2 separate regions of the Homo sapiens genome follow, and region 1 is linked to region 2. A link is a loop called in an ENCODE intact Hi-C map of the cell type or tissue named here. Cell type or tissue: PC-9. All regions are shown on one strand. Links, peaks and the distances in the headings refer to the core of each region. The heading gives the core; the rest is flanking DNA. Region 1 has its middle 100 kb from the start of ARMC3. Region 2 overlaps PIP4K2A (phosphatidylinositol-5-phosphate 4-kinase type 2 alpha).

Region 1 (16,442 bases), core at 4,909-12,908, 220 kb before region 2:
TCCCTGGTGGAGGAACCACTTGCATAAGAATAAGATGTTCTTCGACCGGGCGCGTTAGCTCACGCCTGTAATCCCAGCACTTCGGGAGGCTGAGGCGGGCGGATCACGAGGTCAGGAGATCGAGACTGTCCTGGCTAACATGGTGAAACCCCGTCTCTACTAAAAATAGAAAAAATTAGCCGGGAGTGGTGGCGAGTGCCTGTAGTCCCAGCTACTCGGGAGGCTGAGGCAGGAGAATGGCGTGAACCCAGGAGGCGGAGCTTGCAGTGAGCCGAGATCACGCCACTGCGCTCCAGCCTGGGCGACAGTGCAAGACTACGCCTCAAAAAAAAAATAAATAAAATAAGATAAAAAATAAAAATAAGATGTTCTTCCACAGGTACTTTTAAAATGTTTCTTTGCTTTCCCCTTCTCTACCCCATCAGCAAGTTAACTTTTTTTTTTTTTTTTTTTTTTTTTTTTGAGATGTCTGGCTCTGTCATCCAGGCTGGAGTGCAATGGCGCGATCTCAGCTCAGTGCAACCTCCGCCTCCCAGGTTCAAGCGATTCTCCTGCCTCAGCCTCCCCAGTAGCTGGGATTGCAGGCACCTGCCACTATGCCCCGCTAATTTTTGTGTTTTTAGTAGTAGACAGGGTTTCAACATGTTAGGCTGGTCTCGAGCTCGTGGCCTCAGGTGATCCGCCTGCCTCGGCCTCCCAAAGTGCTGGGATTACAGGCCTCAGCCACTGTGCCTGGCCCACAAGTTAACTTCCAAAAGAATCTTTCTTTTCTTTTAGAAGATATTATACTAGGCTAGACGCCCCCTACCACCACCCCAAACTATCACTGTATTCTCTCAGTTTTGATTGTGAAATCAAGTCTCCATCTTGTTTTCCATCCTGAGGGCATGGCTGGTAACTGCTTGGCAAGGCTTTGTTTAGCAATCCCTCCTGAGGGGATGCCCCTCTCAAATTCGATGTCTGCAAGTTTTCCTAGCCCTGTCTCTTCTTTTTTTTTTTTTTTTTTTTTTTATATTCTTTTGAGACGGAGTCTCTCTCTGTTGCCCAGGCTAGAGTGCACTGGCATGATCTCGGCTCACTGCAAGCTCCGCCTCCCGGGTTCACGCCATTCTCCTGCCTCAGCCTCCTGAGTAGTTGGGTCTACAGGCGCCCGACACCAGGACCAGCGAATTTTTTGTATGTTTTAAAAGAGATGGGGTTTCACACCGTGTTAGCCAGGATGGTCTCGATCTCCTGACCTCGTGATCTGCGCGCCTCCGCCTCCCAAAGTGCTGGGATTACAGGCATGAGCCACCGTGCCCGGCCCTAGCCTTGTCTCTTAAAGGGCCCCACCCATCGACTGGGTTTTCTTCTGCCTGTCTGTGTGTGTACTGTGTGTGATGTCTGTAAAAAGAGCTCTAGGCCAGGCGCAGTGGCTCACGCCTGTAATCTCAGCACTTTGGGAGGCCGAGGTGGGCATCACAAGGTCAGGAGATCGAGACCATCCTGGCTAACACGGTGAAACCCCGTCTCTACTAAAAATACACACACACACACACACACACACACACAAATTAGCCGGGGGTGGTGGCTGGCGCCTGCAGTCCCAGCTACTCGGGAGGTTGAGGCAGGAGAATGGCGTGAACCCTGGAGGTGGAGCTTGCACTGAGCTGAGATCACGCCACAACACTCCAGCCTGGGCGACAGACCAAGACTCCCTCTCAAAAAAAAAAAAAAAAAAAAAAAAAAGAGCTCTAATTACTTTGGCCTAAAGTAAGACAAGCACTTGGATCTAATATTTTTTAAAGGGAAGATAAAAATCTGTGTTACATTTCAGTTCACGTAACTTTAATCTTTAAGAAATATGAACATCCCTAAAGACTACTGGTAAAATGCAGGTGAGATGAAAGGTTTGCTAAGTGTTTGGAGGTTACAAACTGCATTTTGGGTTTTGAGAACAATTTGACTTGCTGGCTTCACAATTGGTAAGGCTTGGGGACACATGGAACTAACCACCGCCTTAACTAAGAAGGCAAAACTTGGCTGCAGTTAGCATACAATTAAAGCAACTTACTAAATTTTGTCTTAAAGTTAAAAATTGCTAGGATTTAATTGAAACTACTAGAAATTGATTTACATGCAAGGTGTGTAAGAACATTAAAATGTGTTTTTTAGTAAAAGGTTATGAGAAGGCATGGAAATGTAAACTTTTGCCTAGGGTTAAAGGATTGTTTTGAGTTAAAATAGGAAAAAGCTGAAGGTTCAAAGAAGTGGTGGAAAAACTGCAAAAATTATCTAGCAAAAGAGGTTTTCTGTGTGAGCATATTGACTACATTCAAAAAAGGGTATTATATGGTTTTTCTGTAAATTGAGCATTGAAATAAAAGCATAACAAGGTTTTCCTAAGGCACTAATCTGCTCTTTGGCAAAATTTGTAAGGGGTTTAAAAAAGGCTTTTGCTTCTTTAAAATTTCTGAGTCATCATTTTGGCAAAGTAAATAACTTATAGTAATCTGGAATTGTATTTCATAATATCAAGTGTTTTAAACCTCAAACATTCAACATCCTTCCCAAAATCAAACCTCAGTTTCAAAATTATCTTCCCTAGCACCTGTCTTTTCAAATACTTCAGAGGGCCCCTGAAGTGTCCAGAAAAGAGAGATAAACAGGATTATTTGATATGTTTAGATACATGGGATTGCCAAAATGATGCTCAATGTTCTTTAAGGTATATCTTGCTGAATAATTCTAATATATGTTGCAAAATTATATGGGATTTCTAAAATTCTGATGTCTGAGTATATGCTATCAATTATAATTAAGGTTTTGTTGAGTTATTGTAAACCATGGAGATAATCAAACTTCTTTGTCATTTTTGTTTCTAACTGTAATTACCCTGGACATGTTGCTATTGACAGAGAGTTGTTGTCTTATTTTAATCCTTTTCAAAAGATGGTTTATAGTAAGCTGTAAGACTTTGACAGCTGCTCTGAAATGCAGGTTTATGATGAATTTGGATATAGTAACATTGGAATACAGGAAAATGCACAGGACTCACGAAGAACTGAAATGCTCACAAATATGAAGCAAAACAAGAGTTAACTAAATGGACTGAACTCAGGACGCTGAAGTAACTTTTTTGACTTTTGGTTGGAATATGGCTAATCCATGTTTTTTCAGTCAAGGAAACTTATTTTGAACTATTTACAGCCTTTAATAATTGAGTAAAGCATACTCCTATGAACAAAATTTGAAGCATGTTTGTCTCTCTCTGCCTGGTTCCTCTAGAATTTGGAAACTATCTGTGAGTATTCTTATGGCAATATATTTGTTTGCATCAGTGCAATAAGAGTCCATTTTTCTTTTGCAACAGGACACAATTGGAGAAAGTAGTTATTCTACCAAGGCTTTCACTGGAAGGATATGCTTCCCTTTAAGGAGTCAAGCTCAACTTGCAGAGCCAATAAAAGCCCCATAGGGAAACTGGCCTCATTCCCTTGTCTATGCAGTCCCTATAAAGGGTCCCTGACCTGTGGTCACTAAAGAATGTCACTTTCTAACAGGTCCAGGAGCTCCAAGTTTATCTTGGAACCTTAAGAGGAGTGGATCACCCAACTCACGGGTATTTGAGGATGCAAACCTATGGCTCGGCTCAGCTTTAAAAAGGTCTCATCTGTGATTCCTTGTGGAAAACATTTCCAACAAAGCCAATCCAAAAGGCCTATGCAGAAATAGTTATTCTTGCTGCATTTTAAGCAAATAATCAGGCCAAGTATAAGACTAAAGTCTATTTTGCAAACCACTCAGTCCTATCATAATTTTTTTAACAAAAATAAGGACTGGAGAGAGAGAAATTATGTTCTAAAGCTTACCATACATTTGTCATTAAATCCTAAAATCATTAGTTGTTTTTAAGTTTTCACCTACATTTCAGACTAACCCTGCTTGCTCCTCTGAACCAACCAGCAATCCCTGGCTGCAGGTCAGAAAGAACAAGAGGGATGGGTAATGTAGAAATCCGGATCAATATTCTAGTTCTGAGCAATTATCCTGCAAATCCTGCCAGGTGATGGAATAAATAGGGTGCCCATCACCTGGAGGTTTCCTTTTTGGGAAAGTAAAACCAAGGGAACTAAACAAAGCCAAGCATCATCCATCCAAATCCTAGCAAGCATAACTATAGCCGCCGGTTATCTGGGTGTGTCACAAGACATCCTTTTCTCTCCCTTGGAAGAGGACTCAGTTCCACAGTTTCACCGTAGCATTCGGCTTATAACAAGGAGTCCATGCAATACCCCCTAAGACACATTTTTGTCCCAGACTCAATTTCAAGCTTTGGGTCAAAGCCCTGGAAAGAAAACTGGATCTGAGCGATCCAGAGGCAGATGGCAGCAGAGATTAAAAGGCACAGCGTAGGTGAGCGTAGCTGTTTCTTGCCGATTAAGCCAACCCCAAGCTTCCTGTTTCATGGATAAAGGCCACGTTAGTATCCATGGCATAAATGAGGTCCAGGGAACTCCGAGGCTACTGACAGTAGGTGGGATAGGGGCATAGGTGAAAATGGATAATTCCTATTCTCTGGGACCCCCTGCTTCATGGGTGCAAGCCGCTTTGGCATTCATGGTGGTGCCTGCCAAGGTCTCCAGGGCTCGGGGCTGCAAGGATGCGAGATGTAAAGAGGACGCTCTTCCCTCTCTCCCTTACTTGCCCCGGGTATCTGCTAGGAAGAGAAGGGAACCAAGGATGCCTGCTCCCCTCTTTCTAGATGGGTAGCCATTCATCTTCAGTCTGTACCCCTTTCAAATGCATCCTGGATCCTTGGGACTCCCTTAAAAACACGTTCTTTTTCCTTTCTTCTCCTCGGTTCTCCCTTCACTGATAGGTAATTGTGTCTCTCCTTACTACGGGACACTCCCCTCAGATGCATCCTCCAAACTGTTAATTTCCCAAACCTTAAACTGGTTGGCTTAGGATTGGACTCGGGGGAAGGGAACCCAGAAGCCCAACATCGTGGCAAAAGGGTAAAGTGTCTTTACCAGTCAGGCGTTTGGACTTTCCCTCCCTGTGCAAACTGGTAAAAGCTTTTTGAGCTGTCCTTACCCCTCCCCTTGTTTTGTTTTGATACATGTTTTCTAATAAACTGGTTTGTCTGTTCTTGCCTTCAGGCCATCAGACTCCAAACGGTCATGCAACCAGAGCCTCTGACAATGGCCCCTTCTGCCAGGAACCCTTAGATAGGAGCTGATAGCTCCCTCTGAGGGAGCTCTGACTGCCTTTTCCCCAAAACAGAGCCTCCTGTCAGTAGGAAGCAGTTAAGATCGGTCTTTGTCCTTATCCTTAATCTAAGGGCAGTTAGGTGTACTTCTTTAGAGCAGGGAATGAGGCAGCCAGGTGGGAGGGGAATCCCTGGGGAAACTCCAACCAGCCCGCCCTCTAAGGTGGAGGGTAGGGAAGTTTACGCCCTTTGCAGCGGGGAGGCCGTGGCCCCTCCTCTTCCTGTGCAGAACCTGGGATTCAAATGGCCTGGCGGGAAGTGCTCTAGCAGAGGGACTCTGGCCTTGTGAGAGTCCCTGTTTCCCCTTTTTTTTTTCCCCTTTTCACCCAATAAAACCCTGCTTTACTCACCCTTTAAACCATCTGCGAGCCTAAATTTTCATGGCTGTGGGAGAGACAAGAATCCGATCTTTAGCTGAACTAAGGAAAAGTCCTGCAACAAAATCATTCCTTAGTTTCTTCATTGGTGAAATGCGAGTGATAGCCACTTCACTGAGTCGTTCTCAGGATGAAGGGAAATGACAGGCAAAAGCACTTGGCAGAGCACATGACTAGATCATAGGTGTTCCCAAAATGATCGTTTGAATCTGTGGAATCATGCTTTCTTACCTTGTTCTTAAGTGGTGCTTTTCTTCCTGGGCTTATTCACAACACTGCGTAAAATAATTTTAGATATAATGACTAGTTTAGGTAATTAGTATCCTCTTCATTTTATAAATGGAATAATATTCAGACTCAGCGATTAGGGTTGTGTCCGCTTGAGACAATTATGCCAGTCATGTAGTATAATTTGGTTCAAAACATTTTTTCTCTTTTCCTTTTAATATACCTTTGCAGATAATTTGCATGGGACAATTTTCTTCTTACCCAAACAGCTGACTGAATCACACATTCTTGCTGGGATGAATCAGTGAGGACACACTATTATTGTTCTGAGATCTAAGACCTTGGTATAAAAGTTTTAAACGGAAGTGAGCAGTCACCTCTGGGGTAGTCTCCTGGGGGAAGGGCAACTGATTGATCACCCAAGTGACGCTAGTTCCAATTCATCATTGTCCAGGACACAGCCCAAGTCGTACACTTGCAAATGCATTCCTGTCACTCTCCAGGGTTGACTGGGCTCAGGGACTCAGACCAACCAACTTCACAAGAGAGGAAGTTAATAAACCAGCAGGCCAATTGGTTCATTTATCATGAATGATACCAGCATTTCCAGCCCCCACCCCATATGTGAACAATATGGAAAACCAGTTTGTGGGAACATCCGTAAGCCTAGAATCAGAACAAGAGGTATGAGTTGTACAATTCTAATGTTCAATGACACTGAGCTGTTTGGGTTCTGTCCATTTCAATTTGTTCTTTTGTTGCCTTCCAAGGTCCAAGGTAAAATGAAACCCTTTCAGGCATTGTTGTCAATAACAATCTGGCCTGAGTGTACCATGACTGAATGTTTCAGCCACGATTTTAGTGCCTGAAGTGGTCAGACCAGTTAATAATACCTCTCAGAAACACCCAACTTGTTGGCCAGATTCCTTGAATTTAAATTTTTTTAAAACTTTTTTGTTTAATTATAACAAGGGAATTACGTTGATCCAGTTAACACAAACTGTTGCCATGGTTCTTAAGTAGAAACAATCTTAACCCACCCCTGAAGCCAGGTAGGGTGAGGTGCTGTGAGCCCCCCATCTTTCCTCACTTGCCCATACCTGTGCTGTGGCCAAGGGCAGCAGCAAGTGTTGAAAGCGGTGCAGGAGGTGACAAGTGGCACAGACGTGGCCTGAGGGGGAATTGTGAGCACTGTGAGCTGGAGGTCATCTGTCTCCATTGCTTGGGAAGGAAATGAAACGTTGCCAATTGTTCACTTAGTTCATTTTCATTTCTATCCTTCACTTGATATTTCTGCCTTCTAACAAAATTGTCAGTGGGAGTGCCTTAAAATGCCATTTAAAAATAATATGTAAAATCTCCTAGTTTTCCAAAGGCTTCAAGTAAGCAGATTTTTTTTTTTTTTTTTTTTTTTTTTTTTGAGCCAGAGTCTGGCTCTGTCACCCAGGCTGGAGTGCAGCGGTGCGATCTGGGCTCACTGCAAGCTCCGCCTCCCGAGTTCACGCCATTCTCCTGCCTCAGCCTCCGGAGCAGCTGGGACTACAGGCGCCCGCTATCACGCCCGGCTAATTTTTTTGTATTTTTAGTAGAGATGGGGTTTCACCGTGTTAGCCAGGATGGTCTCGAGCTCCTGACCTCGTGATCCGCCCACCTCAGCCTCAGATTTTCTAGGGAAAGCTATGCAGATACAACTGAAATGCTGCCCTAAAAGAAGGAGCCATTAATCCCAATTTAAAACAGATTGGAAATCGCAACATGAGCCAACACCATGATCAGTTTCTCGTAAAAAGCTGGGTTACCTTTTAAATCCCACTTTTGGGAGACTTAAGCTAAAAATGAAGAAGGTTTTGTTTGGTTTTCTACAAAGCTGAACACCAAAGTTGAACGTTAGTCTTCAAATAAAGGTTTGTTCACTGGCTTCACACACTTCAAAGTATTTAATTCAATTATTCCGAGAGGCTACATATGAAATCATATCGCAAAAATGGCACCTAATCCAATAACTAGTAAAATATGAAATTCCTGTTGATATGAAATCAGCAATCCCCATAAGCCAAAAGAAGGACACACCTATCTTCACCTAGTGGAGAATGGTTTGTCTTTTACTAGTTCCCTGCTATTTTTAGCTGAAGTTAATCACAGTAGAAAGAATCTAATGCATCAGCTCACACTAAATGTTATTAATGACTAAGACAGCTTAACCTGTTGACCCACCCAAAGGATTAGTATTTTAACTAGGGACTATGCATTAACATAAAAGAATAAATCTCAGTTAGTAATATTTCAGGCATCTGAGACACAATGAGAAGAGAAATGAGTCAGCTCACAGCACATGGGCAATGTGGCCCAATGGGACAAAGTACAAGCTGTGGCTTTACTCTGATCTGAATGGAGTCCTGTGCCTGGAGCTTTCTAGCTGTCCACACCATTCAGATCTTAAGTAAGTTATTTAACCTATTGAAATGTGGGTAACAATAGCGCCTTCTCTGTAGGACTGTTATGATAAATAAATGAAATAATGTACGCAAAGTGCCTAGGACAGTGCCTGGCTTATAAAAAGACACCGTGACAGGAAAGCCAGTACATGAATGCTTCTCCATCTATCATAAAATCACAAAAAGCTGGTTCCACAATAAACTTCCAAATTTCACTTTCTCCTTACACTTATGGAATATTTCACAAACTTTCCAAGTACACAAATCTACAACCTTGCATTTAAGGGAGAAGTGAAATGTTTTTGTTTCTTTTTAAAATTAAGACACTATGGTATTTTCATTTTAGTTTATTTTTATAGAGATGGACTCTCACCATGTTGCCCAGGCTGGTCTCGAACTCCTGGCCTCAAGGGATCTTTTCTCCTCAGCCTTCCAAAGTGCTGGGATTACAGATGTGAGCCACTGCACCTAGCACGAACTGTTATTTAGAACTATTAAAGGGCTAAATAACCCTATCTACCACCTTATGTATTTATAGAACTTAGTTTGTGTTCATCTAAATATATGTAGAATGAGAGCTAGAACTGTTTTATAGTGAACTCTCAGACTCTCTTCCTCTTTGAAAAATATAATACTCAATAGTCGGAACTTGTTACTCAAAAGCTAGGTCACAGGGAAGATAAAGAAGTAATGCAGATGGGCGCGGTGGCTCACTCCTGTAATCCTAGCACTTTGGGAGGCCAAGGCAGGTGGATCACTTGAGGCCAGGAGTTCGAGACCAGCCTGGCCAACATGGTGAAATTCAGTCTCTACTAAAAATACAAAAATTAGCCAGGCATCGTGGTGGGCGCCTGTAATCCCAGCTACTCAGGAGGCTGAGGCATGAGAATCACTTGAACCCGGGAGGCAGAGGTTGTAGTGAGCTGAGATCGCACCACTGCACTCCAGCCTGCATGACAGAGTGAGACTCTGTTTAAAAAATAAATAAATAAATAAATAAATAAATAAATAAATAAATAAAACTAACGAAATCAGAAAGGGCATCAGGGAAACATCTTTAAAGAGAAGGTGAAAGGGAAGAAGGAAAACAATTTTTGTTAAAAATTATAAATAACTAGGCATAGTTAAATTTATTTTTTTTAAGTGAAATTTGTATTGGTGTTGTCCCAGTGCTGTATATAACAGAATATCTGTAGAAAAGCCCAGCAGAAAGAGGAGAAACCATTACAGGTTAAAAGGTTTCAGAGGTGGGGTGGTGGGATCAAGTTGTGTTAGCCAGCCTTGAAAGAATTTGCAAAATGGCTTTAAACTTGTCTGAGGCCAGTGCTGGGGCAGCCTCTATATCATTGCAGATGTGGAAGTATATAAAAATCTGATAATCCAAGTCATGAGCCTCTTATAATCAGGAGGAAGCTGCAAGGAATTTATGAAAAGGAAATTCCATTTCACCAGGACATGTGACTGTGATCACCATCTGTTTAAACATCTTAATAGTTTGCGGCAAACAACTAAAACCACTTTTTCCCCCCTACAAGTCTATCCAAGCACTTTCTGTGTGTCCAGATGGAATTTAAACCTCCCTTTCCTAATGTTAGACTAAAATCTCATTCTAAACTGGAGTGAATTGGGGCTAACTATAGTGGAAAACATTAAAAATTCATCCTTCAGCTACAAAATTTAATCAAGTGGTAACTTCTCTAAGGCTATGGTGTGGAACTTACTATTATAGAACAATCATTAGAATTAAGTGAAGCAAAGATCCTTCAAGCTCCTCCTCATTTTGATTTATTGATTAAAAAATATTAAGCATCTCTAATATAAGCATCTACACTTCAGTATCATCTCTGTTGTGTTTAAAACAAAAGTTAATTGAGGTAAATGTGTATACTTTGAAATATTTATTCTGACCATTATCACTTTCCATCTCATGAACATCAAAGATTTTCTTATTTTAATCTGCCATTTTAAAAACAATGTTGGTCAGGGCACGATGGTTCATTCTTGTAATCCCAGCACATTGAGAGGCTGAGCTGGGAGGATCTCTTGAGCCCAGGAGGCTGAGGTTGCAGTGAGTTATGATCATGCCACTGCACTCCAGCCTGGGTGATAGAGCAATACCCTGTCTCTAGAAAAAATAAACAACGAAAACAAAATTGATGCACTAAAGCTAAATTTATCAGATTAACAGTAATTCTAGGTAGCCTCACCTTGTGTCAATATCTGTATTCAGTGCTAAATTGAACAAAAAAGAAGAAATTCCCAAAAGGACCCACTGCAGCTTGCGTCCCTAACAAACATTTGATGAGGAAGGACCATTGATCATTATGTGCTTGAGATACATCCAGTCTCTGCCTTCGAGAAGCTCCAAGTCAAGTGAGACAAGTAGATAGAAAGGTGTCACATCTATTATCAAATCTTTTGCAAGCCCCTGCAATGGCTCAACTGTGCTGTGGATATCAAGTCCCCAGGCTGTACCGAGGCTTGGGCCAGAGTCAGAGAGGAACCGTGTCTCCACAAGATCAGCACATGGGGGCCTGGGAAGAGAAACTCAGGATGAAGAATTCTGGGTCAACTGCTCCTCCTCAGTGGCAACTCCCCTGCCAGCAAGGACTTTGAGATGATCGGTTGTCTTTTAAAGGATAGTGACGTTCCCTTGTACTGCCTCTACCTCTCTGCTTATGAAGTCACTACTCTGCCTTGAATATCTAACTTTGAGTAGATTCTTAGGGAAGGGATTTGGAACCAGATGAGAGAGAAAGACAGTTATAGATGGGTCTCAGGTCTCCAGAGTAGTTCCACATTTGAAGGTCTGTTCACTGACTCAGTTCTTGTTGAGTTTGCTGAGATGCTAACAGCAGGTTCCACACAATGTGGATTCTACAAGATATATTTGCCTGCCATCTCCCCACTTCCTTCAAAAATCAATGAGTTTATTTAAATACCTGTTTCTATAAAGCATCGGTTGACTTATTTCTTCAAACAGGAGAGATCCGGAGAAGGAGAAAGGACCATAACATCTCCCCTTCCTAGTATATCACAAATAGAACCATGAAGGACATAGAACCCAACCGAGAACCCAGAAGTAAGCCATGGTAAAGATGAACTCTGGAACCCTTTGACAAAGGAAAGGTTGGGGTAACTTTAGAAGTAGAAGCTTATGAGAAAAAAACAGAAGAACTCAGGTGTCAAGGCAGAATAGTCTGGGGCCATTTCGTGTCATGCAATAGTTGTACACACCTCCTTTGTCTCTGGGGATATCATTTTATTTCAGTATTTCACCTTACCTGACATTCATAATGAGGACCCTAAGACACTGAGGAAAGGTTAAATTGTATGCCCCTTTACATTCAAGATATATTCATTTTTAAAAACTTCTTGTTTTGTTTTGATTTGATTTATATAGCTGGATGCATAATGGTAAGTTTGAGCTATCTAGAAAATTTCCCTGGAACACATACTCTTACATTGCTAGATGAATAAATTATTAATGTAACTTATGTAATGTAATACCTAATGTAATGTAATGTAAAATAGACAAGGAGACAAAGCTATGACATATCAAATTTTTTTCCTTTAATCAGATTTAAGACTAGCCTACTTCAAAGTTTAAGGTTAGAAGAATTTTACTTTGCTAATGGAAGTGGACTTCTTATAGAAGAAAAATCACTTTTTTTGAAGATAGAAATAGATGTTATTGTAGTCATTTATGCAGTGAAGTATCTATTTGTCACATTTTAAAAATCCCGGTAGCAATTTTTTCTTGGTAAATTTTAAAAAGATATATTAACATTTTTCCATATGTCTGATCTGCAAGGTTGTTGGGGTATTTTTTTTTAACTTCAGTTTAATTTCTTGGGAAATTTTATATTTTGGGGGGATAAAAAGTCCCAAGACATTTTAACTCAGATGATGGAAAACTAAAACGATTGGCCCTTTTAAACAAGAGCACATATTTTGTTTTAAAAGAAATACTTAATAGGAAATGAATTCCCATAAAACCAAAGGTTTTTAACCTATAGCACTGGTACAAGAAATACATCATGGGATATAGACCTTTTTATAGCAGAGCCCTCATCTGAAATGAGTATTAGTTATTAGTCAGTTTTAAAGAGCATCATTTAACGGAGGTGTTTCCTTTCATTTGTTTGTTTGTTTGTTTGTTTGTGAAATCCCCCAATTAACATTCTCTATTGCTTGGAATGTTTGAGGCTACAAGATAAATCCCACAGTTACCTATGTTTTTTCAGCTCGTTTGTGGTATACAAACTCAGGATTTAGTTTCTCTTCCTATGTGAATCATGAGAAAGGCAAGAGTACAGCACTTTTTTTTTAATTTTTAAAACTTTTTATTGTGAAAAATTTTAAACATACGTAAACACATTGTAGTAGTATAGGGTAAAGATTTTCTTTTTTTTTTTTTACAGCAGTTTTTAATATATTTTTTTCACTGATAAAAGGAAGTCATTCCCAAACTAGCCTCTCAAAGAATATTGATATTTGTGCATAGAACTAAGATATCCTGCTCTTTAAAAATCGTATAATGATGACCTTTTCACAACTCAAAGAGAAATTTAGGTTAATAATAGTGTCTTCTTTGTTGGTTTTCACACGGGTATTTTTTTTTTCTTAAAACTTTGACTCTTGCTATAAATTGTGCATAGGCCTTTTTGTCTACAAGAAATCATTTTTTTATTCAACACAAAAGATTATATTTAGTTTCCACATGTTTACTAAATCAATATTTCATGGTATTCCATGAAAAGACTCATGACTTCTAGAAACTAAACCACTTGAAATATTTTGAGAACCACTAATATAACTCTTTCATTAATTAATATCAAGCATTTTGGCCAGGCGTGGTGGCTCACATCTGTGATCCCAGCTCTCTGGGAGGCTGAGGTGGAAGGATCGCTTGAGGCCAGGAGTTTGAGAACACCCTGGGCAACATGGTGAGACCCTGTCTCTATGAAAAAAAAAAAAAAAATTGGTCGGGTGTGATGGCTCACACCTGTGGTCCCAGCTACTTGGGGGACTGAGGCTGGAGCCCAGGAGGTCAAGGCTGCAATGAGCTGTGTTCATGCCACTGCATGCCAGCCTGGGTGACAGAGTGAGGCTGTCTCAAAAAAAAAAAAAAATTAGGCTGGGTGTGGTGGCTCACACCTGTAATCCTAGCACTTCGGGAGGCCGAGGTGGGAGGATCACGAGGTCAAGAGTTTGAGATCATCCTGGGCATCCTGATGAAACCCTGTCTCTACTAAAAATACAAAACTTAGCTGGGCATGGTGGTGTGCGCCTGTAGTCTCAGCTACTCGGGAGGCTGAGGCAGAAGAATCGCTTGAACCCGGGAGGCGAAGGTTGCAGTGAGCCAAGATCGCGCCATTGCACTCCACTGTGGTGACAGAGCGAGACTCCGTTTCAAAAAAAAAAAAAAAATTAAGCATTTGAGTGCGAATGTAGCACCTTGATATGAGTTTGCAGGTTTCCCTACCCCCCCAGTGTGACTGTGTCTGGAGATAGGACCTCTAGGAAGTAATTAAGGTTAATTAAGTTCATAGGGCTTGGAACCTTAACTCAACAGTACCATGGCCTTTTAAGAAAAGAAAGATTCTAATCAGATATAGTGGCACATGCCTGTAGTCCCAGCTACTCAGAAGGCTGAGGCAGGAGGATGACTTGAGCCTAGGAGTTTCAGTCCAACCTGGGCAACACAGTGAGAACCCATGTCTTTAAAAAAGCAAAAAGAAAATGAAGATTTTCTTTTTCTCTTTCTCTCTCTCTCTTCCATGTGAAGACACAGCAAGAAGGCAGCCATCTGCAAGCCAGGAAAAGAGCACTGATCAGAAACTGACCATGTTGGCACCCTGACCTCAGATTTCCAGCCTTCAGATCTGTGAGAAAATAAATTTCTGCCTATGAAATACCCAGTCTATGGTATTTTGTATGGCAGCCTGGGATGATGACAGAGGGGGAAATGGCAGCCACGTATGAGTCACACAGAAGCCACAGGTCTGGAGTGTTGGAATACAGCCAGCAAAGTTCTCATCCTTCCCCAGTCAAGATTGCTTTTTCTTGTGTCAGTCAGCATGAGAAACATTATGCTACAGTGACAACCCCAAAATCTCAGTGGCTGACAAAGTCACTCTGTCCCAGGGTGCCAGAGGCTCCATCTCAACATGTGCTTTTATGATCGTAAAGACAGCCAGGCACGGTGGCTCATGCCTGTAATCCCAGCACTTTGGGAGGCCGAGGTGGGCGGATCACCTGAGGTCAGGAGTTTGAGACCAGCCTGGCCAACGTGGTGAAACCCCGTCTCTTCTAAAAATACAAAAATTAGTCAGGTGTGGTGGCATGTGCCTGTGATCCCAGCTACTCAGGAGACTGAGAGAGGAGAATCACTTGAACCCGGGAGGCGGAAGTTACATTGAGCCAAGGTGGTGCCACTGCACTCCAGCCTGGGTGACAGAGCAAGACTCCATCTCAAAAAAAAAAAAAGAAAAAAAAGATTGTAAAGACAAGGAGAGAGGATGTGATGACTCATGAATGAACTGGCCCTTAAAGCATTTTCCCAGAAGTGTATACATCTGTTCACATTTCACTGGCCAGAGTAAATCACGTGGCCATGCCTGGCATCAGCATGGGCAGTAAAATGCACTCTTATTATGTGCACAACAGAGAAGAGGAAATAGGTCAGTGGGCCACACTGATGACTCTCCTCCAGGAGTGTAGTGTTGGGGATGGCCTGGCCATCACAGTGACACACTACGGTCAACGTGACGGGATTCAGGAGGTGAGCTATGGGACAGAAGATGCCTAGATTAATTTTCCCAACCCCTGGGGCACCACAGAGAATACAAAAGTGTGTTACATCTTTTCCAATAATTTTCAGTGGAGGTGATTATGAAGACATACACAGGAAAATAAGTAATAAAAGGCCAAGAGTAATAAAACATCAAAATGAGTGACATGCATATATTGAATTATGCAATTTCATAGAAGATGGAGATTACTCTGCCATAAAATCATTAAGAAAAATTCCATAGATGAGATAAAGGTTTAAATACAAGCAAGCTTAGATACAGTAAGAGAGGGAAGAGGGATGGGCACAGTGGCTCACACCTGTAATCTCAGCACTTTGGGAGGCCAAGGTGGGAAGATCACTTGAGCCCAGGAGTTCAAGACCAGCCTGGGCAACATAGTGAGACCCCATCTCAGAAAGGAAAAAAAAGGTAGAAAGAGGATTCAAGGCAGGAAAATGGCAGGAGGAAAGGATTGGAGAGTGAATTTGGGGGCATGTTCAAAAGGCAAAAAGGAGACAAGCCAAACTGAATCAGAAGTTTCTTTGTAGGAATAACAGAATTTGAATTCTGCTTTATAATCTTTGAAGGTCATGTCCTGTGTCTTTGTTTAAGTAGGCAGTGGTGTGCAGATGTTTGCATTTCAGAATAATTTTTCTGGTGTAAAGCATGTAGGCAAAGATGAAATAAACCAGAAAAAAGAAGTCAATTTATTACTATACAATAGCCTATGTGATGAGCACCTGGAAATGAGTGTTCATTATAGGAACTAAAAATAAAGTATGATAACTAAAAAAAATTTAAGATGAATCAGTGGGTTTACTTTAGGACTGGTGTGCTCTGTAAAATGAGGGGGAGAAAAGGCAAAGATGAGGTCAAGGTTTGAAATGTAAGTGATCCTCACTAAATTGGGAAGGAGACCAAGGGAACACACAAATCTCTCCACATTCTAAGACAGCATCTAAAAAATCCTCTTGTTAAGATTATAGTGGGAACTTAGGTTACCAAACTAACAGGATGGAAAGGTCTGCTTATTTAAATGATCAAATCTTACAAGAATGCATCAATTACTAAGGTAAATTTGAGCAGACATTTGATATCATTTATTTTCAGAAGCATGGGTCTACATTTATTCTGTGAGATTACCTTCTAACTGAAAATTTTCATTCAAAGCTTTCTGGTTTCATCAGAAAAAAAATTTTCAGTAGCATGGTCACATAAGCAATATATCCTGAAGATTTATATCCTCCTTGAACTTATAGGCCAGAGCAAATCTTTAAGTGATCCAAATAAAATACAATCAGAAGGTTAACACATAGAAATATGTTTCTGTATCAAATTCACCTTCTGAATA
Region 2 (16,442 bases), core at 4,716-12,715:
TAGCTGAGAGGGAACCTTGCTCCGCTGCCTCTTCCTAACTCACTCTCCCGCCATTGTGCTTTTCCCTCACTGCTCCCCCTGCCTGGCCCGTTCCTTCCCCACCTCTTGTTCTTTGAGGAATGGCTGCAGTGTGTGGCCAGGATTTAAAGAGGTCACATAGTCCAAGCGTGCCTGTGACAAAGGAGACAGACAGACATCCGTCTGGCCCCCTGTGTCTCCTGGATCTTTCTGCGGGTTGTACCTGGTTCTAGGAAGCACACCTGTGCTTTTGGTAGGCAGTGAACTCTGAACCCTTCTTTGGCTACCTGTGGAACTCAGTGGTGGCAGATGCAAGTCTGATTGACTCTCTCTGAGCTTTATTCCACGCTGTGACTGTTTCAGAGAAAACATGCCGAGCCATTTCAAGTTTAAGGAATACTGCCCGATGGTCTTCCGTAACCTGCGGGAGAGGTTTGGAATTGATGATCAAGATTTCCAGGTGAGTTGCGTTTGTAACATTTGCTTCCAGTAGGAAATGGGTTTTGCCATGACTTTTGCTGTGTCAATTGGGATCTGTATTTTTGTCAATAAAAGTATTATATAATAGTAATTTTCATTTTGTGTAAGAAGTTTTTAATGTTCATGCTGAAGTAAAGTGTTCTCTTGATTGGGGACCTCTATACATATGATACCGGTATAAAAGTCAGTAGGAAAATATATTACTTTTCTTTGGAAGGAGACTGAGCATGTGAGGGTTTTATATAATACTCTCATTTCCAGGTGGAAATTAACAGGCTAGCAGAGCTGCCTGTTAATTTCTGCTGTCAGACATGTCAGTAGCCTGTGTGAGTGTGCATGTTTTGTATCTTCGTAGAGGCTACTTAGGACTCTCAGGAATCTTTATCTTGCTGATTTGCTGCTTTTCAAGTTGGTCAGACTCTTGCTGCAGCATTTTTGTCAAAGGGCACCCTTTGTGCACTGCAGTGCTGGACTGTGGAGTGACCATAGCACTGTGGTCAGCACCAGGAACCCAACATCCTGGGCGTGTCCTGTGGTACATCTTCCTCTTCATCTTGATTCCCACCACGTAAAAATGTGCACTGCTGCTCTCCTCCCCACACTGGCCTGGTCCTTCATTCTAACTTTTAAACATCTGTTTTAACTCTTTAAATAACTGTTGAGCCATGATCATTTTTTTCTGAGAAAGGATTTGACATTGGTTACCCAAGTTTCATATAGCGAGCCAGATTCGTAAATGCTAAGGATTTTTTTTAAAAGTGGAAATCCAAGGGACAGGTTGAGTATCCCAATCAGAAAATCTGAAATCCAAAATGCTTCCAAATCGAATATTTTCTGATCATCAACGTGATGCCACAAGTGGAAAATTCCACAGTTAAGTGCTCAACACAGCCTTTGTTTCATGTACACAATTATTTAAAATATTGTATAAAATTACCTTTAGGCTATGTGTATAAGGTGTATATGAAATAGATAAATTTCGTGTTTAGACTTGGGTCCCATCCCCAAGATATCTCATTATCTTTGCAAATATTCTGAAATCTGAAAAAATCTGAAATACGACTGGCTGCAGGCATTTCAAATAAAGGATGCTCAGCATATACTGACTTAAGTCCCTTCAAATCTAGTCCTAATCTGCCCTCAATTTAAGATCTGAATTTATCCTGCATTAAGTGACATATTGCCACCCTGGGTGACTACAGATTGAGTACTGATACAGCTTACCCTGTATTTTCCTCTGAAGAATAGGGTCCCTCAGGCAAACTGAGATAGTTAGCACACTTTCCTAAAGATCTGTGCTCCCACTGCCCTCTCTGTACCATTGCCAAAAATTTCCAGGAATTTTTCATATGTTTACTCAGGCATGAGAGAGGCTGCCATGTTTGGAGAAAGCAGCGCTGACCAGGCTGCCGGTGACATTGTCTCATGATGGCCTGGGGTTGTGGTTTACATGGAGGTCCAGACCCTGAGCTGAGGCTCTGTGTACACAGAAGAGCTGAGGGCTGGCTAGTGGGACAGGAAGGATGTGGTTGCTCATCTGCTATTAAAACTGCGTGGGAGCCAACACTCCTGTTAGGGCGTTTCTTTTTTTTTCTTGATACAAGGTCTTGCTCTGTTGCCCAGGCTGGAGTACAGTGGTGTGATCATAGCTCACTGCAGCCTCAAACTGCTGGGCTCAAGTGATCCTCCGACCTCAGCGTCCAGAGTAGCTAGGACTACAGGTGTGCACCACCATGCCCAGCTAATTTTTTTTTTTTTTTTGGTAGAGATTGGGGTCTCACTATGTTACCCAGGCTGGTCTCAAACTCCTGGCCTCAAGCCGTCCTCCCAGAGCATGAGCCAGTGCACCTGGCCTTGGGGCTTAATTTTTAAGAGAGAACTTAGATCACAATTATGGACTTGAAATTTACTGCTGTAAAAATAATTAACTTTAACAGAAAATTATTAGAATAGTAAAAAGCATTTCTCTGAAGTTAAAATTAATAATTCTGTATCACTTTAGAACCATTACTAAATTTAAAGAGGCCACCTGAAAATGAACTAGGTGCTTTTTTTTTTTTTTTAAAGGAATTAACAGCAGATAGCTTCAGTGTCTTAAGAAAATCTCCTCTGCCTTAAGAAAAGCTGAACACCAGTGTGTTCCTCCTTCTCTCCACGTCCTTTTTTTGTTTGGCTGGGTTTTGTTTTAATAAAACAATTCCACTGGCATTTCACAGAAACTGACTTTTGAGGGCCCATGCATCTATCTTATCTTGTTAGATTCCTCAATTCATTATTGAAATGAAGTCTTTCTATTTCTTGTCATAATCAATTCTGTCAAATGAGATCCAAAATGAACCCATTATGGTCTGAGTTCTGCACTGCAGCAGAGAAAAGTAGTTTTTAAAATTTCCTCAAATGACCAATTTAGTTGCTGAAATGCAAAGACATGAACTGGTTTTCCTTCCCTTTTTTTCGCCCTACAAAGAAAACTACGTAAGTTGATATTGAAGTCAGTACAAATTGCTGAGTACAAACTTTGAAAGAAAATTAGGCAAGTGGAGGATGATTCACAAGTAACTAATTGGCAAGTCCGTTAAACTCTTCACATGAGAGCTCCCTGTTGGGGAGAGTGGTGTGAGTGTGATTAATCATTCGAACACTCCTCCTTTCCTTAGCTCTGCCTGCTGCTTTCTCTTTGGCAACTGTATTTCTATTAAAAAAAGAAAAAAAAGAAAGAAAAAGTGTGTATTCAGAGTCACTTCAGTACTGCAGAGGTATACTCTTCTTCCCTCCTCAGTCGTATATTTCTTTCCCAGTGTCTGTACCTCTTAAAATTCTTCAGTAGGGTCAGGGACCCTGAGTTCCAGCTGAAAACAGGATCGTAAATCTGGGGCTGTATCCCAGTCTTTTGGCTACTTGGTTTGGAAGAAAGGAGGGTCGTTGTGACAGCTCTGGCTCCAGGGTCACCTCGCAGGCCCCTGTATACTGCAGGGATTCAGGCGGCAGGCGGGCAGGGGCCAGGACCTGGGGCTTCAGCTGCCTGGCACATTGTTACTGCCCAGACAGTTCAATCCTCATGCCCAGTTCAAGTAACAGGTATCATTTGGCACATGTGGCGCCAAATGACTAAAAGCAACCTTGTTTTCCTCTCCTGGAGCTTGCCAATGTGCCTTTGCTGAGTAGAGTCTCCCACCGGCCGCCTCTGTCACTCCTGGGTACTGGCTGCTGAAGACTGCGTATATCGGAAAAAAACCAACTCTCTTTCTGAGCTTATCAATGTGAGCTGCTTTTTGAATACTCTTTCCCAACTGACTTGGAAAGTAGGATCAGTGACCTAGGCTCTCATAGTGTTTTGGAGGACACTGGATAGCTGAAGGGGAACAGGCATTGCCTGCTGTGTTTATTTTTCCAAACTGCTTGCATTTTGGACAAGCGGCTCTAAATCAATGTGGTGGTTAGGGGCTCCATCGTCTGGTTTATCTCGTATTCAGACCTTTCCATTCAGCCAAGTGGGTAAATGGTCCCGACTTGTCTTGTTTGTGTGACCACCTTTTTGCTACACCTGAAAAAAGTAGGTATTGGTCTGTGGAGACCACTCTGATTAAAGCAGAGCATGGTTAAGTAGTAACCTATGCAGTTGACCCCTACTGGTGAATTTAAACTTCTTAAAAAGTTTTTAAGATAAATGAAAAGGATAATGAAATGAAAAATGAAAACATTCCTGCTTTCTCAGTAAACATTTGTATCTTTCCTCTGGTTTTGATTTCTGGAATATCTTTTAAAAATGACTTTTCCTTGTTGTTAAAGACAAATTCAAAGAACAATTCTAGAATATCCATTGTTAATAACAGTACCACAGTACCATGTAACATACATATGTAAACCTCTGTGTGTGTGTGTGTGTGTGTGTGTGTGCGTGCGCGCGTGTGTGCTCGCGCATGTGTGTAACCAGTGCTTCTAGATTCAGAACTTTTTCCAATTCATTAGGGCATTTTTAAATTGCATGATAGGTTTGTAATATGCTCAGGGTTGAATCAGTGTGTCATCAAGGTTCTGATCATTGTTTGGCCAGCATGATATCCATCGTCATACTTTAAAGGTGTGTTTCAGGATGAATGCTGCCTGGGAGGCCTGTTCTGTGACTATAGCCGCAGTCCTGTGTCTACCATTACCACTGCCCCCTTAAGCCCTGATCACCCTGAGGTCTGGGATTTCATGCATAATTATCCAGTCAAAGTATTTGTTTGTACCTACCACATGTCAGGCTCTGTGCTAGCCGTTTTAGGGAATGCAGAGAGAAGAAAGGGTGAAGCATCACTTTCTTTAAAAACTATTGCATACCAGATTCTGTATTAGATGCTAACGAGATTTACAGAAACCCAGCATCTTGATTTGTAATGTTCTTCATGAAAATCTGCACCCCTCTTTCCAGTCTCTTATACTCATTTGATCGTCTCTTATGTTTATACCCAGAGAGACTGGAAAGAGGGGTGCAGATTTTCATGAAGAACATTAAACAGCCCTGGGAAGTCAAACGGAGGCTTCAGTTACATTTAGTAGCTGCCAGAGAGGGTTGCCTCCCAGAAACCAAAAAGTTATGCAGGAGGGAGCTGATGCTGTTAAACCTAAATAGACCACACATTTGAAAGTGAGGCCTCTTGTTCACTGTGGAGGATAATACCAGGTTTGCTTTTCCCCTACTGTGACTCCTGAATTAGAATCCCTCATTATTGACATCTGATGCCCTTTCTTCTTTGTGTTTGTAACAGAGAATTCTAATTTTAAAATAATTAATTTTAAGAGCTAACATTTTAAACTTTTGATATTCTTATTTCAAGTTTAGAAATAAAATTCTAAAGTGTTAAGACCTTCAGTGTATACTAAACTTGAAGTGGGGCAGCAGGAATTCTGCCTTTATCTCTAGAATATCAAGTCTATCCTCTGAAACTTTCACTTGTAGATTTCTCACTTTTGACTTTAAACTGCCTGAGGGCAGGAGCAGTGTTTGTGTTTGCTGGCTGCCTGTCACCCGTTGAGCACAATGCTGGGCTCAGCAGGCACTTAAGAAATATTTGCAGTCAGGACAGTGGCCACACCTGTAATCCCAGCTACTCAGGTGGCCAGTGCAGGAGGATCTCTTGAGCCCAGGAGTTCGAGACCAGCCTGGGCAACACAGTGAGACACCATCTCTAAAAACATGAAAAATAAATAAGTAAATAAGAAATACTTGTGAAAGAGAGTGAGGGCTAATGGGGACTTTGAAGAGAAGTGAACTCTCTGGGCCCAAGCGGAAGGCAGGAGAGCCCATGAAATGTGAAGGTATTTGGATGGTGGCAGAATAGTGGGAGATAAAGATGTTAAAATAGCAAGAAACACAAAGACACCAGGGACACTGGGCCGATTCTGCTGCCAGCGAGCAGCCCTGTGGGTTTTGCTCAGGGGAATGGCAATGTCATGACATCTGTATTTTCTTTTCTTTTCTTTTTTCTTTTTCTTTCTTTCTTTTCTTTTCTTTTCTTTTTTTTTTTTTATAGACAGAGTTTCACTCTGTTGCCCAGGCTGGAGTACAGTGGCACAATCTTGGCTCACTGCAGCCTCCCAACTCCTGGGCTCAATCGATCCTGCCACTTCAGCCCCCTGAGTACCTGGGACTACAGGTATGTGCCACTATGCCCAGCTAAGTTTTGTAATTTTTGAAGACACAGGGTTTTGCCATGTTGCCCAGGCTGGTCTCGAACTCCTGGGCTCAAGCGATCCACCCACCTTAGCCTCCCAAAGTACTGGGATTACAGATGTGAGCCACTGCACCCACCCGAGGTCTGTATTTTCTAAAGATAACTGCATTGTAATTTATAGAATGCATAGAAGGGAGATAAGGAAATCAGGAGGCCATGAAATCCCAGTGAGCCAAGCCTCCGTCACCCACCATGTAAAGCACGGAGCAGCTTGAAAAGACATTGAGAGAAGTAAACCCACAGGTTCAGTGGCCAGTGGCAAAGGACAAGAGCCACAGAGGCACTGGGACCTGAAAGCTAAGAGAGCAGGGATGCGGGTCACAGAGGGAGGGATGTTTGGGGCTACAGGTGGATAGAAAGGAAGATGGAGTTGAGTTTTTGACCTGTTGACTTACCGTAGTGGTAGGATACCTGGTGAGGCTTGTGGCCTGCATTGGGCATTCTGGGTCACAACTCTGAATGAGGTTGGAGCAGAGGTCCAGCTGTGGTGAGGATTGGCACAGTCGTGCTTGTGGGACTCCTCCTTGGTCCAACTCTAATGCTCAACCTACACCATCACCCCTGTGCTTGCTCCTCTAATGCCTAAGCACTGTCATTCCTTTATCACTAGTAGTTGCCTGTTGGGTTTGCTCCATTTGTCCTCACAGGTTAGCTGCCCTGGAAGGAAACTCCACCCTGCTCAGAGACGCACTGAGGCTGAGACCCAAGGGAGGCCCCTCTCTGATTGGACAGCCTCTTGATAGACTGGGGGAAGCTCCCTCACAGCCCATCAGGGTCAGCAGGCATTTCTTGCACTGTTTCAAGTCCTGTTTATGAACTGAGCAAATTACTGTTCCTACCACCACCTGCCCCCACCTGGGACCCCAGGCTTCCTGTTAGCCTGTGTTTCCCGCCTCAAACCTGCTTTGGGTTTTGCCTCGTGGCTTTTGACAGAGAGCTGACAGCCAGTCATCCTTGCTACTGGGTGCTTCTCTCCAGGTTAAACGCTGTGTTTACCGTGAGCCTTGGGGACATGTTCCTGGTTTGTTTTTTTTTTTTTTTTTTTTTTTTTTTTTTTTTGAGACAGTCTCGCTCTGTTGCCCAGGCTGGGTCCCTGGTGTTTTAATCATCGTGAAACAGCAGCTGAGATTTAGAAGATGATCTCATGGCACTCTGTGAAGTTTCTGCAACTCTGTTGCTTTCTCTGTTGGTCATTGCCTTTCATTTTTATATTCTTTTTTTCTGATAAGTTGTTTCATTATTGATAAGTGTTAAATTGCACTGTGTCTTGCTCCCCTCTATAATGAAAGCTATTCTTCACTTGAGATCACAGCTTAGATTTTCTTTGAAATTCCCCAAGAGCTTAACACAGGGCTTTGAACACAGTGGGCATTTAATAAATCCTTGATGATGATGTTCAAGTTCCACATTGGTCTTCAACTCTCTGGCGGGGTCAGAGGACCATCTGTGCTCGCTCAGATATGTCAACTGCAGACCCAGAAAGCAGCCTTCTCCAGACAAGTTGCTCCTGTCTCCTGGGCCGTGTGATTCGAGGCATGTAATCATAATCCTGAGCTGTCAGCAGGGCAGTGATTGGTTTCCAGATTTCCAGTCCATGAAACAGGTAGCCAGGGTTGGGGAAAAGAATATTTCCGGGAAGTTAGGAGGCCTGGTTGAGTCTTGGATCTTCAGTGACTGATGCTGTGACCATGAGATACTCACTCACCCCTGGTGGGTCTCAGTTTCCTCATCCATAACATGAGGAGAGGGACACAGTGCTCTCTCCGGCCCCCCAGCTGTCAGGTCTCTAAATCTATTACTGTGCCACCGTGAGGAGATGGCTGTCACGTGAGTTCTGCACGGTATTGGCATGTTCCCTTATACGAGGGTGGCTTTACACATTTGAGCATGGCAAAGTTTAAGTGGCCCCTCTTTCAACCAAAAATGAAAACTTTTCATACATGATTTTTAGCAGAATGTATACAAACGACCATCAAAATGGAAAAAAAAAACAAATTATACAAGACTTACGTGATTAGTTCAAGAGAATTAAATATGCAAAATGCTTGGTTGTTTAAAAAATGCAGGGAAAAGTAACTGTTACTAAATGAGGACACTTTTATGAGAGAGAGAAAAGATTGGCGGTAAGAATGAGCTAATTAAATTGACATTTATGTTTCCTTCCCCCTTCTGGGGGCTCCACTAATCCTGGACCTCCGACTGCGGAAATAAACATCTTCAGCGCAGACGTTTAGAGGAAGGGGGAAAGGACAGCATCGTTAATCCTTTTCTTAAGGGAAAGGACAATAAATTTCCAGTTATAAATGTAAAAAGGCATTACAGAGGGAGCTTCATCTATCATTGCCTTCCTTTATTTGCTGTTGAGAGGACCGAGATAGCACCAGAGCCTCAAACAGCTTTTGTGGTTTGAGCTAGGATAGTGTAAGGTAGGAAAGGTATTTGGCTATGGGAAAAGTACATTTATTCACCACGTTGCAAAATAGGCGAAAATGAACTAAATTGTCATACTCTTACCTGCCCTGCATCATACAGCTTTGCCCTAGAACTTGAATGTTTGTCCAACTGTTCGTTTTTCTCTAGCTCCCTATGCTAGGAGCAAACTTAGAAGCAACATTTATTGGCTGTGATGTGTCCACTGCAATCGTGTATGGGTGCTGGCCTGAGTAGAGAGCACTTGCCAGGTCACCTCACTCATCCAGAGACAGCCTCATGGTGGATGAGTGTGTCTAGGCTAGGGCACTTGAAAGATCAATGTTTGGGCCAGTCACAAACACCTGTGTAATGTATGGTTACATCCATATGAAATGTCCAGAATGGGCAGATATATAGAGACAAAGATCAGTGGCCTTTCTAGGCTGGGGGATAGGGGAAGGAATGGGAGTGATTGCAGATAGGTTCAGGTTTCTTTTTGGAGTCATGAAAATGCTCTAAAAATGATTGTGGTCATGGTTGCATGATTTGGTGAAAACATTAAAAACTGTTGAGTTGTATACTTTAAATAGGTGAGTCATATGATATGTGAGTCATATCTCAAGGAAGAAGAATGCTTGGAGTTTGAAACTCGTTTAATTTATTCAGTAAGAGACGTTTTTTTCCCAAAAGGTTGAAACTAGTTTAATTTATTCGATAAGAGACAGTTTTTCCCAAAGTTGATTTTGGCTGTTGTTGTTTTTTTGGGATGGGTTATGGTATCAGTATTTTTATTTAGAACAGGTGACTTTAACTAATTTCGTAATTTATAATATGAAACTATCAAATGTATAGAAAGAAGAAAAGGAATAGCCAATGAAGAAAGTGTATTTTTGCAGTTTGTGCATGTTGATTATTAGATTTTTTTCCCATAAACTAATAGTAAATCATCGTCCATTCCCTAAGTCTCTACAAACTGACAGCAGAATAATAATTAGAAGAATGAGCAGGAAGCTTAGAGACCATTAAGTCCAGCTGTCTTTCTTTGCAGATAATCAGATAACAGAGTAAGGGAGGTGGGAAGGGTGAGTTGGAGGGAGGACGCAAAGCCCTGACTTCAGCCCATTGCTGTTGAGATGGATCACCCTGACACTCTGAGGCTGCTTCCTGGGTCCATTCTGTTTTGTCGTCATCTATGTCCTTTGCCCATGTCTGGTTTGAGAGGTCACAGGGAAGTGAGCAGGGGCCAGCAATAGAAGGAAGACCTTGTGGGCTGGGAATTTTCAATCTGAAACTTCCTTGTGAAATTTTAAATTCTCCTTTTAACATGTAAGTTATTATTGAGGCCTTTAGGAAATAACTTACTGTCACTTTTGAACTGATAGGTGCAGAATCCCCAATTTTGTCTGTTTGTTTTTATTTTTTAACAGAGTCTCTGTCTGTCAACTAGGCTGGAGTGCAGTGGTACAATCATGGCTCGCTGCAGCCTCGAACTCCTCAGCTCAAGTGATCCTCCAACCTCAGCCTTCCTTATAGCTAGAACTACAGGCACGCACCACCACATCCGGCTAATTTTTTAATGCTATGTAGACACAGAGCCTTACTATGCTGCCCAGGCTGGTCCCAAACTCCTGGCCTCAAGTGATCTTCCCACCTCAGCCTCCAAAAGTGCTAGGATTACAGGCATTAGCCACTGTGCCCAGCCCCCAATTTTGAATTTAAATAATGTCACTTTATTGCAGACCATATAACTCTCCAAGTGTGTCCATGACAAGGAATTTGATTTTTAATGAGAGTAGATCTCTCCAAAGCCTGGGTGGATTTCACTGGGTAATTTTATCTGGCTGCTTTCTCCTGAAGACAGACAGGTAGATAAGGGTAAGTGTTCCAGAAAGTGAATATTTTACTTTGGAGATGAAGAGGACTAAACCAGCCCTCTAAAGGGTGTTTTTAAGGCCTTAGGTAGGATCAGCTTCATCTCAGATTTGCCCTTTTAAATTAGGTGATTGAGAAGAGAAAGAATTTTTCTAAATGGTGTCTTCTGCTAGGCTTTTTTTTTTTCCATGCAGAGCTGGTCTTAACTTGCAAATTTCATCTTAATTTCTTTTTTTCCCTTCTCGTTTTTTTTAATCCTCCCAGCTTAGTAGTATAGAGAGTGCATATAGAATATAGAGTAACCCAGAATTCAGCACTCCCAGTATAAAAGATTGCTCCTTTCAACTTTGGCATTCTTTGTGAAGAAAATCTGTGGAGTTGTAAGCAGAGAAAGTGGATGGGACAGTCTTCTAAAGGCAGAAACCAGTGACAGGAGGAAAACAAGAACCTCCGACAATTCTCAGACCACATAAACTAATTTAAATAGACATGATGCAGTGTGCCACATGGTCAGAAATGTGAAGAATTCTTAGGGTTGACATCGTCACCACAGTCAACAGGACTCACAGGAAATGCTAAGTGCTGGTCCTCCTTCAGCCCTGTGTTACGCTGTGTGAGTGCCTGACTCTGGGCCCAGGGCTCAGCAGCACGGTCTTCCTGTCCCAAAGGCTTATTCCACAAACACATCTGTCTCAGCTCCTGCGTGGAGAGAAGACAGCTCCTACTCTTCCTACTCAGTTAATGTAAAGTAATGAACAGTCCTAGAATGAGTTCAGATAGCTTTGTACACATGTTAATAAAAGTGTAAATAACAGACTCCGGACTGCATTAGCACTGTGGCTGTTACTGATATTTTCTACACACTTTACTTGGCAAAATCGAAAACCTGAAGACAGGTTTGGTTTTGTGCCAGCTGGCTCACACTCTAAATTGGCATTAGAAGGTGTATGTCACTATAGAAAAATGACTGTCCCTTCATAATGCCCACCATACTCTGGAGCCCAGGCAGGGAAGCAGCACGGCAGGGGGAGATGGAGGCTCTGGGCAGGGCCCCTGCAGGGCCCTCCATGTACACCAGCCCACCTGATGTTGGAGAACTGAGTTGGGCAAGTCATTTCTGCTCTCTGGGTCTGTTTTCTTATCTGTATATTGAGTGGTTTGGAATCATCTCCAAGGTTGCTTCCAACTCTAATGCTCTTTGAGGTTTATTTATACATGGAGGGACCCCTCGGGGGCACCTGAAGGTCACTCCCAAGCTCTGTTTCCATCAAGGGCCTCCCAACTTGTCCAAGCATCCAACATCATGCTGTGATTCCTTTTTCCTTTGCAACAAAACAAAGCACACTGAGGAGTTTCTTATTCAGTGTCAGTAGATAGACTGTTTTGAGGCAGCACAGTGACTGTGTTGAAGATATAAGACCTCCTTCCCTGAGCTCATGTGCTCGTTCTAGCTGACGTTGTCCTGAATACATCTGGAATCTGTGAAGTGTTATTTTCACTGCATGTTCTCTTTCATCTCAGCCCAGGTGTCCTAAACCATCATTAGGCCCCTGCTGAGATGATGGTTGTACTGTCTTCTGATCGGACTCTGTTTCTTGGGACGGTTGTCCTGAGTCACCTTCCGAGGCCCATGCTTTACAGCATTTCCTAGAGCAACGAGTCGAGTCTTCGAGTAAATCCTTTTTTTTTTTTTTTTTTTTGAGACGGAGTTTTGCTCTTGTTGCCCAGGCTGGAGTGCAATGGCACAATCTCAGCTCACTGCAGCCTCCGCCTCCCAGGTTCAAGCGATTCTCCTGCCTCAGCCTCCCGAGTAGCTGGGATTACAGGCATGCCCCACCACGCCTGCATAATTTTGTATTTTTAGTAGAGACGGGGCTTCTCCATGTTGGTCAGGCTAGTCTCGAACTCCCAGCCTCAGGTGATCTGCCCGCCTTGGCCTCCCAAAGTGCTGGGATTACAGGCGTGCCCCACTGCGCCCGGCTGAGTAAATCCATTTTTAGAGTCATAAAAGATCCAAGGTAGAGGTCTAATTCAGCCTGTTCTCTCCCCAAGCTTATTTTCCATCACTTCATAGACCCGGAAACTAAGGCTCAAAGAGACTAAATGCAATCTACAAGAACTGATGAATGTTCTAGATCTCAGACCAGTGCCCTCACCATTACCCTGTGCTGCTCAGGTTGGAGTGCGGTGGTGTGATCTCGGCTCATTGCAATCTCTGCCTCCCAGGTTCAAACAATTCTCGTGCCTCAGCCTCCCAAGTAGCTGGAATTACAGGCATGCACCACCACACCTGGCTGATTTTTGTATTTTTAGTGGAGACCGGGTTTCACCACGTTGCCCAGGCTGGTCTCGAACTCCTGGCCTCAAGTGATCCGCCCACCTCAGCCCCCAAAGCGCTGAGACTACAGGCATGAGCCACTGTGCTGCCTTTAAAAACACATGTCTGCTGCATGCCTTGGAAGAAGGCAAGAAAGTAAATGATAATAAAAATACATAAACAATTTTACTTTATTTTAAAGGCTACAAAAAGTCTATGATTATGATGACAGAAGTTTAGTCTTATCTTTGTAAATCGCCCTTTTTGGTTAGTTCATAGAAAGCTTTAGACAGGAATCTTAGGCACATTGCTTGGCTCCATTGTACACTAGTTTCTTTATCTTGAGGTGGGAAAAATGGATCTAGCTTTTCCTCTCTCACAGGAATATTGTGAAAATAAATATGAAATAATGAGTTGGATTTTTCCAGGCCTTAGAATCATTCCAAGGATCAGGTGTTTTGTATAGAATTGCATGAACTCTTTTGATTTCCTCCTTATCAGATAAGGCTTTTAATACACTTGATTTATGTATTTTTATATTCATAGTGATATGAAAGGTACATTCTATGTTTTGACACAGTGTTCCTAACTTCATTGGTTATTTCATGTTCATGAACCTTAAAAATATTCAGATAGTGTGGGTTGGGGCTACTCACGTGGATTATTAAAATGGTGATTTGAGACAGAATCAAGATTCGAATTTTTAAGGTTTTATATCCCAGGGTGAAGACATGGCTGATATCCTAATCCAGTGTCTGCATATATGATTATAGTAATGCCTTTGAAATTGAAAGAAAAGGCACAAACTGGGGAAGAGGTAGTATCTGAGCTAAGGAGTTCCTACATTATTTGCTTTTACGTTTCCAGCCCTTTATAAACCCATATGTTGCGCTGGGCATGGTGGCTCATGCCTGTAATCCCAGCACTTTGGGAGGCCAAGGCAGGCAGATAGATCACTTGAGGCCAGGAGTTCGAGATCACCCTGGCCAGAATGGCAAAACCCTGTCTCTATTAAAAATAAAAAAATTAGCTGGGCATGGTGGCACATGCCTATAATCCCAGCTACTCAGGAGGCAGAGGCACGAGAATCACTTGAGTCCAGGAGATCAAGGCTGCAGTGAGCCAAGATCGCACCACTGTACTCCAGCCTGGGCAACACAGTGAGAACCTGTCTCAAAAAATAAAAATAAAAAACCCTGTACATTGTCCTGGTACTGGTACATAGTATTATTAAACCCTTCTTTAATTAGTAAAGTAAATGCCATGAATTATTATTCTGAACTATAAAGTTTCCCATTTTAATCGAACTAGAGGTGTAGAGAATATAATGGGAAAGGCATGAGTGCCGGTAAGTCTGTAATTATAATGTACTTAATACGCTAGACTTTACGTGCTGCATGCCAGTAAAACACAGGGTAAACACCATTCTGTAGACCTTGGTTCTCATGTGTGGTCTGCAGACCCACTCCAGCAGCAGCATCTACTTCTGAAAATGCCCCACCCCTGACCTGCTGGATCAGAATCTGCATTTTCACATGATCCCTGGGTGATTCAGTTGCTTGTTAAGTTTGAGATGCACTGACTATGCAGCTTTTGATTCACCCTATTGGCCCATGAGAGGACGTTATACTGTCCTATCTAATGTGCATAAGAAAACGATCTATGAAACTGAGGCTGCTGGAATTCTATCCTGTGCTGAATACAGTTCTCCTTTACTATTCCCCATCCCCCAAAAGTTGTTTTACACGTATTGTCAGTTTGACAGAGTTTAAGGTCTGTTCCACTTGGTCTGCTCCACCTGGCTTTCATAAACTTGATTGTTCCCACTTTGATTTTATGCCCAAAGATAATCTGCAATCTTACAGTTCCTAGAGTTCTTGTTTTATTTGAAAGAAATACCCTTTTGCAAATTAGTGATTGCAAGAAAAAAGTAAGACCACTAACAAAGAGCAATAATTGCTTTTTGGGGGCTAGCATTTAAAACCCCACAAGGGGAAATTCACTTTGATTTTCTTCCTTTTTGTTCTAAGTGGGAAGTAGTATAAAGGAGATCTTGTTCATGTTTTAGGAAAGAAAAATGTAATTAAGAATTAAACTCTTGTTAATGTAGGCATTTTCATCCTGAAAGTCATTTTTATCATTCTCAGTCTATCTAATAAATTTTAGTTGTCTTAAGAATAACTGAACACTGCCAAGTCTTGCTATTTAAAGTCATTGGGGATTATGTAGATTTTTTTTTTTCCTTCTCTCAAGTTTTCTAATAAGCTAAGGAAAGCAAATTCAGTTACTTGGTGGCCTGGACTCTGCATCTGGCAGGTGCGCCTGCTTGCCTTCAGATCAAGGTGTGCTATTGCAGAACGTGTGATCCACCACAGGGGGTGCCAGGGTGGTGAGGTGAGAATCCTGGAAGATGAAGATTTGCTCATGGGCCACTTTTCTCTTCAGGCATAGGTAGGGCCTGCGTAAACCCCTGCACTGCTGCAATGGATTCTACCTCAGGTGGTTCAGTCCTGTTGATTTCATCTAGAAAGGAAGGAAAGGATAAAGAGACTGGAATATACTAGACAGAAAGGCACTCTTTCTTTTGCAAATTCATGGGCAGAGCTATCTATCACCTGCCCCTCTGAAGGTATCTGTGTTCCCTTAACTTGACAGCATTTGGCCACTGAGGCCTTTGAATGCCCACTTCAGAGAGCAAGTTAAAGAGAGAAAGCATGTTTGCCTTTGAATCCCACACAGGCCATCCCGCAGGGCCAGGCAAGGAGTGAAAGTCACTGCTCAGGAGCAGTCGGCAAGGATGGAGACGAGACTTTCTGGGGGCCAGGGGTTTGCTAGACCCCATGGCTGGACGGCCATTGTCAAGAGGTTGGGGCAAGGAGGAGGCTTCTTGGAGGATGTAAGAAAGAGGAGATCTGAACGGAAGAGTCACATGGGAGGAGAAGGGTAGACCTACCTAGCCAGTGTCACTAGCATGAACCAGATCTTGGAGTGAATGATGTCAGCAGAGCCCCTACTCAGAGCCCGTCCTTGTCCACCCTCCAGGAGATCAGTAGTTCTCAAAAATGGTGGTAGGGAGTGGAGGATGGACCAAATTCAAATCGCCTAAGGAGGAGCTGTTTTAGAAGACACTCTCCCAGGCTCCTGCCTCCTCCTCCTGGGGCACACAGGTAGCATAGTCTGCAAGTTAAGTACTTTACTAGTTGAGTAGTTTACTAGTTGAGAGTTTGGATTCTGAGCCAGCCACACTGGAGTCAGAATTCTAGCTCTTCCCTTATTAGCTATATGCCCTTTGCCCAGATACTAAGCCTCTCTTATTCCCATCTCCTCATCTGTAAAATAGTGATGATAGCAATCGTAACCATTGCATGGGAATGTTATCAGAATTGGGGGAAATAATCTGTGCAAAATGCTTGGCACGATACCTGTCATATAAGGAAATGCTCAGTGACTGTAAAATTTTCTTTTATGACTGGAACCTAATTTTATTCAGAAGAAAACTTTGAGAGCTTGTCCAACTCTGAAAAGAACTAAGTGATTAAAGTTACTTTGATTATAATTCTAGACATTAGCCTGCTTTAAAGATATTAGAATCATAGTACAATTCAAGCTGTTTTCATTTCATCTGA

The links. A loop is a pair of places that touch in the nucleus more often than their neighbours do. Peaks named below come from ENCODE experiments on the same cell type or tissue, not always from the same donor. Only the 100,000 strongest peaks of a DNase experiment are listed, where the experiment ranks them.
Region 1: it touches region 2 in a loop (2.9-fold over the local background); 2 of 110 quality-filtered maps call a loop at or near these places.

Annotation. Positions count from the first base shown.
Region 1 is chr10:22,814,974-22,831,415 of GRCh38, reverse strand. No RefSeq gene overlaps it. Among named protein-coding and RNA genes, the nearest start is that of ARMC3, 100 kb to the left of the region's middle. RefSeq lists an enhancer at 5,769-6,968. In PC-9, for the core only: no CTCF peak of the experiment used is centred there; DNase peaks (open chromatin) are centred at 6,205 and 8,085; H3K27ac peaks cover 2,263 bases.
Region 2 is chr10:22,591,963-22,608,404 of GRCh38, reverse strand. It overlaps PIP4K2A (phosphatidylinositol-5-phosphate 4-kinase type 2 alpha), which reads left to right. Exons shown (of 10, transcript NM_005028.5): 3 at 382-478. Among named protein-coding and RNA genes, the nearest start is that of PIP4K2A, 110 kb to the left of the region's middle. RefSeq lists enhancers at 3,163-3,312, 6,770-6,929, 9,231-9,280. In PC-9, for the core only: no CTCF peak of the experiment used is centred there; a DNase peak (open chromatin) is centred at 9,174; H3K27ac peaks cover 1,635 bases.